2 separate regions of the Homo sapiens genome follow, and region 2 is linked to region 1. Evidence: read pairs that join two places in POLR2A ChIA-PET (ENCODE). Cell type or tissue: Panc1. All regions are shown on one strand. Links, peaks and the distances in the headings refer to the core of each region. The heading gives the core; the rest is flanking DNA.

Region 1 (5,000 bases), core at 1-5,000:
TCCCTTCTTAAAATGAGCCATCCAATTATTTATTTGGGGCATTGTCCCCATAAACTTTATGTAAAGCATCAATGATTTCACCATTCTTTCACCCAGCTTCACCATAAATTTTATGTTTGTTTTTGCTTCAATTTTAGCAGAACTTATGTTGCTCTGATAGGGGCTCTTTTCAAACTGATGTCTTATCCTTCTTAGTGCCTCAAACTACATCCTGTTCAGATATGTTATGACAAGTTAGTGCAAGTTTATTTTGGTGCATACAAAATTTTGAAATTCTGCAGTTTTTTCATAATATGTATTTTTCCATGAGTTTTCTTTGAAGTCCCCTCACATAGTAGTTCTTATTGTTGTGTTTGAAGAAAATGAAGCTCTAAAAGGCCAAATGACTTGCCCAAGATCACACAGTTAGCTACAAAGAACCTAAGTGTCTAAACTGGCTGTAGAATAGTTTTCCTACCATAATAGATACAATATAAAACAATAAATATTTAAAGGAATTGAATAAGTTGTCTAAAGTACAAAAATTGCTATTCTTTTAGCTACTGTAAAAGTCACATGATGGCCATTTTCAGATCCTTCAAATTTCTGATTAATTCATTCTTTTCCTGAATTATACTCGTGGAACAACCTGCTAATCTATGCATTTCACAAAGACATCTGGGGATTTCCCAACACTTACTAGGGGACTACATTGCTAAATACACGCATTTTATGTTCCAAATGCTACAATGATTGACAGCTCAAGCAACTATACATATAATAATCAATAGGTAAAGTATTCAACAGGTAATAAAAAGTTATTAATCTTTAAAAGAAATGGGCTGGGTGCAGTGGCTCATGCCTGTAATCCCAGCACTTTGGGAGGACAAGGTAGGAGGATTGCTTGACCCCAGGAGTGCAAGACCAGCCTGGGCAACATAGCAAGACCCCATCTTTATTTAAAAAAAAAAAATAAAGATAAATGTAAGAGATACACACTGTTAGGTTCATTATTAACAACCTAATGAGTCATTTTTATATATTTCAAACTTTTACAAAATGTAACTATATAATCCTAACTGCAATGTATTCCAAAACAAGAGTTCCACTGAGCTGTCAGGCAGTTTAACTGCCAATATTTAAAGTTTCTAAGTACTTTCCAAAATGACAGGAAGCATTAATTCGTTTTCCTTCTGGTCTTGTACTTGGAATAAGGAAATAAAAAATAAGTAGTCAGGCCGGGTGCAGTGGCTCACGCCTGTAATCCCAGGACTTTAGGAGGCCGACGTGGGAGGATCACAAAGTCAGGAGATCGAGACCATCCTGGCTAACACGGTGAAACCCTGTCTCTACTAAAAAAAATACAAAAAAATTAGCCGGGCGTGATGGCGGGCGCCTGTAGTCCCAGCTACTCAGGAGGCTGAGGCAGGAGAATGGCGTGAACCCGGGAGGCGGAGCCTGCAGTGAGCCGAGATCGCACCACTGCACTCCAGCCTGGGCGACAGAGCGAGACTCTGTCTCAAAAAATAAATAAATAAATAAAAATAAGTAGTCAAAATGAACTATACTTTTACCCAAGAACTTTCTTTGCACTTGAAATATTGATTGATTTCTTGAAGCATGCTTTAAAAAATAAGTACCCATTGTTTAAATAATCCGGACAGCTTAGCCAAAAACAAAAGCTGTCATTGTTATGTTAAAGAGCTCCAGTCTTCTAACTTGGAACTTCCAAGCCTATGTAAGAGCCCTAAAAAACAAAACAAAACAAAACAAAACAAAACAAAAAAACTAAGTAAAGCCAAGTTGAGAAAGCACTGGGAAAGAAGGCTACAAGAGGGTGCTGCAGCCGGGCATGGTGGTTCACACCTGTAATCCCAGCACTTTGGAAGGTAGAGATGGGTGGGTCACCTGAGGCCAGGAGTTCGAGATCAGCCTGGCCAGCATGGTGAAACCCCGTCTCTACAAAATATACAAAAATTATCCAGTTATGGTGGCACGCGCCTGTAGTCCCAGCTACTCGGGAGGCTGAGGCACGAGAATTACTTGAACCTGGGAGGCAGAGGTTGCATTGAGCCAAAAGCTCACGCCACTGCACTCCAGCCTGGGTGATAAAGCAAAACTCCGTCTCAAAAATAAATAAATAAATAAAGAGGGTGCTGCAAAAAAGTCCTCCTTTCACTGCACTATCATGAGCAACAGGCTTCTCATCTTGCTCCATCACTCTCCTTAAGCACATGGGATCCCTGGAGGTTGGAAACAAGGTAAGAGTGTTGGCTTCCCAAGGATTTAAACTTATCTAGAAATCAAAAGACTACAGTAATATGTGTATAAAAAAGACAAAAGAAGCTACAATTAAATCCACATTTGGCATCGTGGCATCATAAGCCTGGACAGCCCTGAAGAGAGAGGGTACAGGAGACATCATGCTATACATGACTAGGGACTCCTGGGAACTGGGCTCAGGCAACCATTCATCACACACTTTTCCTTTCAACTTGGCCTACTCTGATGAGCACAGCATTCCAAGACAGTATAGCCACAAAACCTAAACCTTGCTGACACTGATGTCCTTGGAGACTAGATCACCAATATTTCATTTTCTTACCAGCAAAGATAGAAAAACACCCTTGCCAAGTAGAGCACTGCAAAATACTGTTAACTCATATTTAGCTTCCAGTGATTAAGACAGCAAATTAAGCTATGTAATGTCACTTCCTAAGTGAAATCTAGTTGTAAAAATAATAAACATGTAGAATTTCTTTCTGACCCCTGCATCTCCACTCTGGGGTAACCAGTTATTTGAGAGCTTCCAAGCATACCTTTACCACTAAATTCACGTTATTCATAAATATCTTAATATTCAGAAATTTTATTTTAGTGGCAAAACTTTAATTCTTTAGTGGCCAGTTATTTCTGTGAGTGACGAAGCAATAGGAATATTTCTCCCACAAAAGAACCTAAGTGAACCCTAAATAAGTATTAAACATAATGTTTGTGTATAAAATATAAGGTATATTAGAAAAATACATGAAATTCTGTGTTTCAAGGAATTATGTACTACTAAGACAACTTTTCAAACAAAGCAATATTTAATTCATTTGTTCACTCAAAAAACATTTATACACTTGCCCTAGGGCTATATGTTCCAGATACAACATTGAGTAAGACATGATTCCTGCTCCCAAGAAGTATCTAAGGCAGACAGGCAGTGTGCAATTTCAGCCTTCCTTTTAAAAATCAGTTGCATTAAAATGTCACTAAAGAATAGCTGGGTATGGTGGTGTGCGCCTGTAGTCCCAACTATTTGGGAGGCTGAAACAGAAGGATCACTGGAGACCAGGAGTTCAAGGCTGTGGTCCCCTATTATTGCACCTGTGAATCCACTGCACTCCAGCCTGAGCAACATAGCCAGATCCTGTCTCTAAAAAAACAATGTTACTGAAGGATAAAATACTATGTGTAATTCATATTCATATTCTGGAATAAAAAATTTTGCTTAACTCTTGAAGGCTGGGTGTGGTGTCTCCTGACTGTAAACCCAGCATTTTGTGAGGCCAAGGCAGGTGGATTGCTTGAGCTCAGGGAGTTTGAGACCAGGCTGGGCAACATGGTGAGACCCCCATCTCCACTAAAAATACAAAAAAATAGCTGGGTGTGCTGGTGCATGCCTGTGGTCCAGCTACTCGGGAGGCTGAGGTAGGAGGATCCCTGAGCCTGGGGGACGGAGGTTGCAGTGGGCTGAGATCGTGCCACTGCACTCCAGCCTGGGTGACAGAGCAAGTCCCTATCTCAGAAAAAAGAAAAAGTCTATTCTTCCTTCTATATTAGTATGTGGTTCATGGAGAAATATTCAAATTTCAAAATTCTTCCAAAGGATGGCAATGTATATCTCCATTCCTCAGTATTGTAACTAGGCACTCCAGAGCTAGAAATCAGAGTTTAGGCAATCAAGACCTAAATTATCTATAGTAACTAGATGTGACACAGTTTCTAGTAATACCACTGATCTGATAAAATTTCAACTGATAAACTGTAATGTTTTCTTCCCTATCCCCAACTAAAATGCATAGCTTTTAGTTCCTCCCTTAAATTCTTCCCAATTGGGCCTGAGGCAGTGGCTCAAGCCTGTAATCCCAGCACTTTGGGAGGCCAAGGCAGGCAGATCACTTGAGGTCAGGAGTTTGAGACCATCCTGACATGACCAGAGACATGGTGAAACCCTGTCTCTACCAAAAATACAAAAATTAGCCGGGCGTGGTAGTGCCCGCCTGTAATCCTAGCTACTCGGGAGGCTGAGGAAGGAGAATTGCTTGAACCCGGGGCGGGGGGTTGGGAGGGCCGGGTAGAGGTTGCAGTGAGCCAAGAGCTCATGCCACTGTACTCCAGCCTGGGCAACGGAGCAAGACTCCATTTCAAAAAAAAAAAAATTATTTTCAATATACCATAGTCAGAGCAAAAATCACCCGCCTAGAGTTCTTTACCTACCAGGCTAAGATGGAGGCTCCAGAGCTACTTTGAGAATTCCTCTATTGAATAAGCTCCAATACTCCTGGCCTCAGATGAATACAGCCTAGGATGACTTTGCTCACACCCTCACCTTCCTTTTCTAGCAAGAGACTCCTAGGTACTTCACAGCACTTAATTAAGTGGTAGGCATCTCAAACATGCCCTTTAGCAGCTATATCTTAGCATTCTTCTGTTTCCAAAATTTTTAGTCTTATGAAAAATCAGGGCCTGGCATGGTGGCTCACACCTGTAATCCCAGCACTTTGGGAGGCTGAGATGGATGGATCACTTGAGGCCAGAGTTCAAGATCAGCCTGGCCAACATGGTGAAACCCTGTCTCTACCAAAAATAAAAATTTGGTGGGCATAGTGGTACATGCCTTTAATCCCAGCTTCTTGGGTGGCTGATGCACAAGAATCACTTGAACCCAGGAGGCAGAGGTTGCAGTGAGCTGAGATTGTGCACTGCACTCCAGCCTGGGTAACAGAGCAAGACTCTGTCTCAAAGGGGGGAAA
Region 2 (6,981 bases), core at 1,755-6,754, 450 kb before region 1:
TTCCCTGAGCTGCAAGGGGGAGTGTGGACAGTGCTAGGAAAAGTTCTGCCTTAACCCTGTGTGCTGGCAAGGGAGAATGCTGAGTGGGGCCAGGTGGCCAGGGCTCCTATAGGCCCTGGGGTGAGAGTGGGATGGTGGAGGGGCTGAGGCTTGGGAACTTCTGGATGAGGAGCCCAGGAGTGGGCGGCAGGGATGGGGTGCCCACAATGAGGTGGGGAAGCTATGCAGACAAGGTGGGTAAAATCTTCTGGGGACTAAGATGTGGTAGAAGTGCCTAGGATCCCAGGGCCCCTGGGTCTGAGGCCTGGACTTAGCTAGCAGGTGCTCTCTCTGGCTTGGTACCAAGAGGGGTGGGCTGGAGCCCCTGGCTCTGCTTATCATGTTCCTCTGGATCTAGAGAGGACACCTCCCATCCATGGGCCTGGGGGATGAGGGCTCAGGGTCTGCCTGGGCCATGCCTTGCTACTGGACTGGCCATGCCTCCTGTGCCCAGCCCCTGGGGCCTGTTCCTTGGGCAGGCTGGGGCTATTTTTGGGATCGGGCTGGGGCTCTGGGGCCGGTTTCAGATGTTCCAATGTGAACACGAGAAAATGGGAACAGATGGCTGGAGGGTTCCGATCAGTGGGTCCTGCTGGGCGCAGGTTATTTTTAGGGCCTTGTTAACCCTTTGGGGGCTTCTGGGGCCACCCTGAGAGATACAGCCCTGTCTAGTTGAGAAGAGAACAGGTTTTCTCCCTGGGCCCCCTACTTTCCAGAACTGCTTGTCAGTTGTTCTTTCTCTCCCAGACCCTTCCTTTGAGATCCATGGCAAGAGAGTAGGCTTAAGCTTTCTCCCAGCCCAAGTACTACAGGGTGACTGCCAAGGGGCAGGCAGGGAGAAGGGGACCTGGCAGAGGGGAGGCTGGCTCTCTTGAAGGGAAATCCCCCTTCACTTGCCTCCTGGACTTTTGAGACATGGTCCTGAGGCTAAGAGAGTGGACAGCCACCCAGCCCCTCTCTGGGTTCATGCTCTGGATTTGAGTGTGTCGGTGAGCCCAGGATGCCCAGGAGTGTGCCAGCGGAGGGAGCTGACCTCTGAGAGGAGGGCAGGGGAGGAGCCAAGTCTTTTTACTTGGTACCACTAATATGATGCCCACAGGCCCTGTTCTCTTGGACACTCACAGGGAAAATATCTGGACAGTGCCTGCCTTTACCAAATGCCCACATATTTGGGTGCCATGGCAGGAGGTAGAGATAAGGAAATTGAGGCCAGAAGTGGTTTGTCAAGGGCTGGTGTGTCTTAGGCATTCTGTTAGTTTCACTACTGTTACCTCACTCTATAAAATTATTCTCCTTTTGCAGATGAGGAAGCTGAGGCTCAGAGGGATAAAGGGAAGGACAAGGCCCCATAGATGAGAAGGGGCAGGGTGTGATTGACACTGTCTGACTACAAACTTGGTTTTTTTTTTTGAGACAGTCTCGCTCTGTTGCCCAGGCTGGAGTGCAGTGGTGCGTCTCAGCTCACTGCAACCTCCGCCTCCTGGGTTCAAGCAATTCTCTGCCTCAGCCTCCTGAGTAGCTAGGATTACAGGCGCCCACCACCATGTCTGGATAATTTTTGTGTTTGTAGTAGAGACAGGGTTTCACCATCATGGCCAGGCTGGTCTTGAACTCCTGACCTCGTGATCCACCTGCCTTGACCTCCTAAAGTGCTGGGATTACAGGCGTGTGCCACCGCGCCCGGCCCTCAAACTCAGTTCTTATTCCACTGCATCATACTGCCTGCCAGGGCCCCAACCTCAGAGGGCGAGGCCACCAGGCACCAGACCTCCTCTGGGAGCAGCTTTACTGAATGGGTGTGGGAGAGGAGGCCTGGGGACAGGGGACCCTGCCTGTCACTGCTCTCACAATCCCCTAAGCCTTTCTTGCCTGAGGGTGCCAGGACTGACACCAGAAACCCCGTGTGGCCTTCTGTCTCCCTGCAGAGGTCACAGGCATACATCCTGTCTCATCACCCCCACCCCTCCCGGCCTGGCCCACGTGCCCCTGCATCCTGGAGGGTCATGACAGTCTGGATGTCAATGTGGGCAGAGCTCGTGGGGCCCCCAGGTGCTGCTGCTGCCAAGAGTGTGAGCCATCAGGGGAGGTGAGGGGCCAGGAGGATGCCTCTGCCTCTGGCTGTACCTGGGGAGAGAGCAGAGCAGGCAGGCAGGCGGGCGGGCGCTGGGTGAGGTCCCACCGTGGTGCGCTTGGCTGTGCCAGCAGTCTGCTGCACTCCATCCTCCCACAATGGCCCCATTGTTCCCAGCAGCCAGGCAGTTTGGAGGAGGTTCCTCGGCCACCCCTACCCCCCTAAATAGGGGACAGATTAACCCCTTGGAGGACTGAGGCCAGGTGAGGGCCCACAGGGAGCTGCCTTGCCCATCTCTGCCTGTTCTGGGAACCCAGGCTTGGGAAGTTACCTTCTACCCATGTGAACCCAGCACCACACCACCTCCTGAGATGGGAGTCTCCATAGGGTAGAGAGTGGCACCTGGATCATCTCCTACCCCCACCCTGGTGCAGGTGCCAGGGGACAGGAAGTACCAGTGGGGCGGCGGGCAGAGACCAGATATATTTGGGCCGGTGGGGCTAATTCCAGCCACCACTGCCTGCCCTACTGGCTCCTGAGCTCCTTTCCTTCCTGTGAAACCAGAGCTAGGTTGGGCCTAGCTCAGGATTTCGGTGGATTTAAAGAGGCAGCACCATCCCTGCCAGCCTGGCTCCCTCTACCCTCCCCAGGTAGGGTCTGGGGCAGAGAGAGGACTGGAGAGCTTCTTGCTCCTCCCTTGCCCTGGGCTAACCCCTGGCCCTTGCCTCTGTTGGGGTACCAAGCTTTTGGCACTCCTCTCTCCCAGAGCCTTGGGCGGGTGGGGTGGGCGGGGGTGGGCTGTGGTTTCCTGTGTTGGTTGTTTGTGCCTGGCCCAGAGTGCCCGCCGCCTGCCTGGGCTTCCTGCCCTGTCTTGTTTCCTTGTGCCCCCCACCCCCTCTCTACCCCTCCCCCTGTGGGAGGGAGCAGCTGGGGATTGGGTAGCTGTCTTTGGGGGCACCCCACTGCCAGGCCATGATTGCTTCCCAAGGCCCGGCCACACTGACAATGACTGTAGGAGCCAAGAGAAGTGAGGTGACCTCAGGCCTGTCCAAGCAATGCCACTTGTCTGTGCAGGCTCCAGAAGGGACAGTGGGCCAGAATGGGCAAAACCGCCGATCACCCCCCAGTACCCTGTTCAACAATCCCAGACTAGAAAGGTCTGGGACCAGGAGTTTCCCTGGTCCTGTGGAGCTGGGGTTGTCTGACATTACCCTAGGGCTGCAGGTGGGGTGGGGCTGGAAACTCCCAGGGAAAACCTCCCAAGCAAAAATGGCTGATTTGCATGGTCTCCTTTGGCACAGAGTCGGGGGAAGTGTGGAGAGCTACTAGGAACCAGGGCCATGGGAAGGCCCCCTAAGCCTGGAAGTCCCCACATCGAGGGTCCCAGAGCAGCACCTTGGTCCTTGAGCAGATTTCCTGCTGGGCTACGAATCCTTGACCTCCCTGCCCGCTGAGTCACCACCTCAGGAAGAGGAAGTGACCTGAGTGGTGGAGAGAGCTTCTGAGGACTGAGGGGTCCTGACACCCAGGAGAAAGGGGATTTGGGACCCTGTCGTCTCGGGCGCTGTATCTCCCTGAGCCAGAGGCCAAGGATCTCGTTCGCCCTGTTGTCCCCAGCAGGGTCCTGGGCTTTCACGTCATCACAGGGGGCCCTGGCAGCTCAGGAGCATGAACCCTCCAAAACATTTCCTCACTGCCTCTTTGGGGTGGTTTTGAGCTAGGCAGTGACACTGCTGGGCCAGCTGGTGAGCCAAGCAGAGGCTCCCAACGTGGGGGCAGCTAGGAGCAGGCAGGTTGCCACTGGATGTGTGAACGCCTGCCCTACCTGTGGTAGTTGTGTGTGGAGCAGAGCCGGTGTGTCATACCTGGAGGCTCTGGGCATCTGAGCCTTCCTCAGCTCCCTCCCCCAGCTAGGATCAAGTCCACTTTAACCCTTAGCAACCCTTAGGCTGCTAGCTCCTACCCTCGCGTCACTCGGGGTGGGGGAGCGGATGGATATCTCAGGCCCTTTGTCAAGCCGCCTCTTCCGCTCCTCCGATTCATTCTCCTGGTATGCGCCTGGCCTTCCACTCAGGTGACTCGCACCTGCTCCCTGTTTGTGAGCTTGCTACCCCTCCCCACCTAACCCCCTAAGAGGGAGGCACGGTGACGTGTTCCCAGAGCCCCATCCCTTTGCTTTCTCGTACCTCAAGGGCCCCTGGCCTGGTACTAGCAAGCCCCCTTCACTGGGTGCTTTAAAATTGCATTGGGCTGGGATCAGCCCTCTTGGCTTCCCATCACCAGGCCTTCCAGGTGTCTTCGGAGACTGTGAGTGTGTGGAGGAGGAGGGGTCTTCGGGAGCTGGGGCAGACTCTTGAGGGGCAAAGGGGGGAGGTGTGAGATGGGAAAGTCCTGACTCATCCACGCTTGACTCAGCTCGCCCTGCGGCGGGGTGGGAGAGAGGGGGTGGAGTCCCGGAGGGGAGGGTGACTGGAAGAGTCTTCTGGGGAGGAGCCTAGGCCTGAACGGCCACTGGAGAGGACTGATTTTCTAATAGCCCCTTCCCAAATTCTTACAGGTTCTCAATTTTTGAGGCTGTGAACATAGGTAGTGAGTGGCCCTTGCCCTGCCCCTCCCCCCTTATGGGGGACCTGGGCACTGTGGCTGGAATGTGGGAAGCCCAACTATCTGATGCAGGCTCAGAGGAGCAGTCATGGCTGGCGTGGGGAGGTGGGGTCACTGCAGTGTCTGGAATGAGGGTCCGTCCCCACACTGCCACATACTGGATATGTGACTCAAGGTCACGCCACTTCCTTTTCCCAGACCTCAGTTTCCTCGTTGAAATGGGGTCGATCCTTTTGAGAATCAGCGAGCTGGTGAAGGGAGAGCCTGAGATGCATGCCAGCCAGGAGCCTGCTCAGAGCCCTGGTATCTCAGTGACTCCAGCCTCTGCCTCTGCTCTTCCCTGGTTGTGATGGAGAAGCTGGGGGTGGCGGGCTGCTTCCCAGGCAGGTCCTGGACTTTGGAACCTTCCCCCAGGAGCCTTCCTCCCCAGAGACACGGCTGGAGTGGCGAAGGCCAATGTGCCCTAGGGTTAAGTTGGGGTTAGACTCCCGCAGGGTGGCAGGTGGGGCCCCCTCACCCCCAGGTCCCCGCCCAGCCTCCAGCAGCCCCGCAGGGAGCATCAGGAGTGTGCACCGGTGTCTGGCCGGGCCTGTCACCGGGACGAAGCTCCTGGGCCCAAGACTCCTCCCCTTTGACCGGGATCGGCTGCTGGAGGGCTGCTGGAGGGCGGGTAGGGGAGGCGAGGGGGGAGCCAGGGCTGGGGGCGGTTGGGTGAGGCCTCTGTGTTTGTGTAAGTCTGTTGCTGTATCTATGGCCCTGTGCGTGTTTCTTTGTGACTACCAGGCTCAACTTTCTTCGGCTCTCTTGTGGCCGGCCTCAGTCTTTTCATCTGTTCAATGGGTCCGGCGCTCCCACTCAGCCCTCGGGCAGCCCCGGTGTCTGCGCGTGCCCCAGGCTGTCTCCGCGCCTCCCGCTCCGGCGGCGCTTCCCTGGCCTCGGCGCGCCTCTAGCTTCCTGGGCTCCGTGCGTGTCTTGTCTCCCTGTCCACGTGTGAGCTGTGAGTGTGTGTGAGTCAGAGTTCGGGTGTCTGTGGGTCTCTGAGCCTCTGCTGGCAGCACCCGGGGCTCGCCAAGCTCTTGCCGGCTGGCGCGCGCCCAGCCCCTGGCGGGACTTGTCCGTGTGTCTGTCCGCGCGCGGGGCCTGGAGAAGCACGCTGCAGTCCTGTCCGCCTCCCGCTCGCTGCCTCGCTGGCTGTCGCTCGCTCGCTCTGCCTCTCCGCCCGGGCTCTGCCGAAGGGGGCGGGGTGGGGGTGCAGGGCGGGGGGAGGGGAGGCTCCTGCATTCTTGCGGTCGGGGAGGAATCCGAGCCAGCGTTACTGGTCTCCAGAAGAGCCCAGCTGCAGCCCCGGGGCCCCGCCAGGCCTCTCGCTGCCCGCCCGGGCCTGCTGGGATGGGCACGGGCTAGGCCTCGAGCTGGGGACGGGGCGGGGCGTGGCCCCAACCCCGGGCCCCCTCCACGGCTGGAGCGCTCTGGGGGTGGGGCACGAGGGGTACCCCACCCTGGGTGAGGGGCGCGTCTGGGAGCAGGAATCCCTCAGGGGGCCAGGGGAGACCTCACAGCCGCCCCACACGGCACCTTTGCTACCTAGCCTTTTAGTGAATTCTGTCTCTGCCGCCCGTCGGGGCGGAGGCTTGCTGGAGACTGCAAGCCCCCTGAGGGCAAGGTGCGGGAGGGATGGGGACAGGGCTGGCCTCCAGGATCGAGACCCCATCTCGTAATCCTCTTTTTCCAGTGCCACCCCACCCTATCCAGCTCCCTAGTCCCAGGGCTGTTGGGTCCTCCCTTCTCCCCTCCCCCTCTGACACCCCCTCCCCAAGTCACGAGTTTTCTCTTTGGGGCTTGTTGCTGCAGTCCGTGCTCCAGTACCGAGTACCTGGCTGGGCCCTGGGCACGCACAGGGGCCGTAGCCCCACTGTGTGTGGGAGCCATGAGGATCCTGGCTAACAAGACAAGGTGTGTGGGTGTCGTGGCGGGTGGGATGTGTGTGTGTGGAGTGCGGGAAGGGAAGGGCCCAGTGGTGATGGGGCCCAAGCTGTGCTGGCCAGGAGAGGAGCCGCCCTGGGCACCTGGCTCCCAGGCCACCAGTGGGCTAAAGGGGGGTTAGCATGGGAAGGCCTGGCCCGAGGCAGGAGGCGCAGCCAGCCTTAGTGCCTGGGCCTGGGTGGGGGGCAGAGGGGACTGGCAGCCAGCTATGCTTGCGGCTTCTGGTCCCTTCTAGTTCTTCCCTCCTTAAAATGGTTTGAGCAGACCCCCTCCCACCCTACTGT

The links. ChIA-PET counts read pairs that join two places held together with the same protein. Peaks named below come from ENCODE experiments on the same cell type or tissue, not always from the same donor. Only the 100,000 strongest peaks of a DNase experiment are listed, where the experiment ranks them.
Region 2: POLR2A ChIA-PET joins it to region 1 with 10 read pairs; 2 of 35 experiments call an interaction of 5 or more read pairs at or near these places.

Annotation. Positions count from the first base shown.
Region 1 is chr11:118,459,077-118,464,076 of GRCh38, reverse strand. The region is part of intron 1 of KMT2A (lysine methyltransferase 2A); the gene reads right to left. Among named protein-coding and RNA genes, the nearest start is that of KMT2A, 25 kb to the right of the region's middle. In Panc1, for the core only: no CTCF peak of the experiment used is centred there; no DNase peak of the experiment used is centred there.
Region 2 is chr11:118,909,600-118,916,580 of GRCh38, reverse strand. BCL9L (BCL9 like) reads left to right here. Exons shown (of 10, transcript NM_001378213.1): 3 at 6,566-6,667. The coding sequence starts at 6,642. It overlaps MIR4492 (microRNA 4492), which reads right to left and starts at 5,873; the gene lies at 5,794-5,873. RefSeq lists enhancers at 1,366-1,907, 1,908-2,447, 2,742-2,851, 3,530-4,071, 4,072-4,613 and 3 more. In Panc1, for the core only: no CTCF peak of the experiment used is centred there; DNase peaks (open chromatin) are centred at 4,150 and 4,500; H3K4me3 peaks cover 3,099 bases; H3K27ac peaks cover 4,883 bases.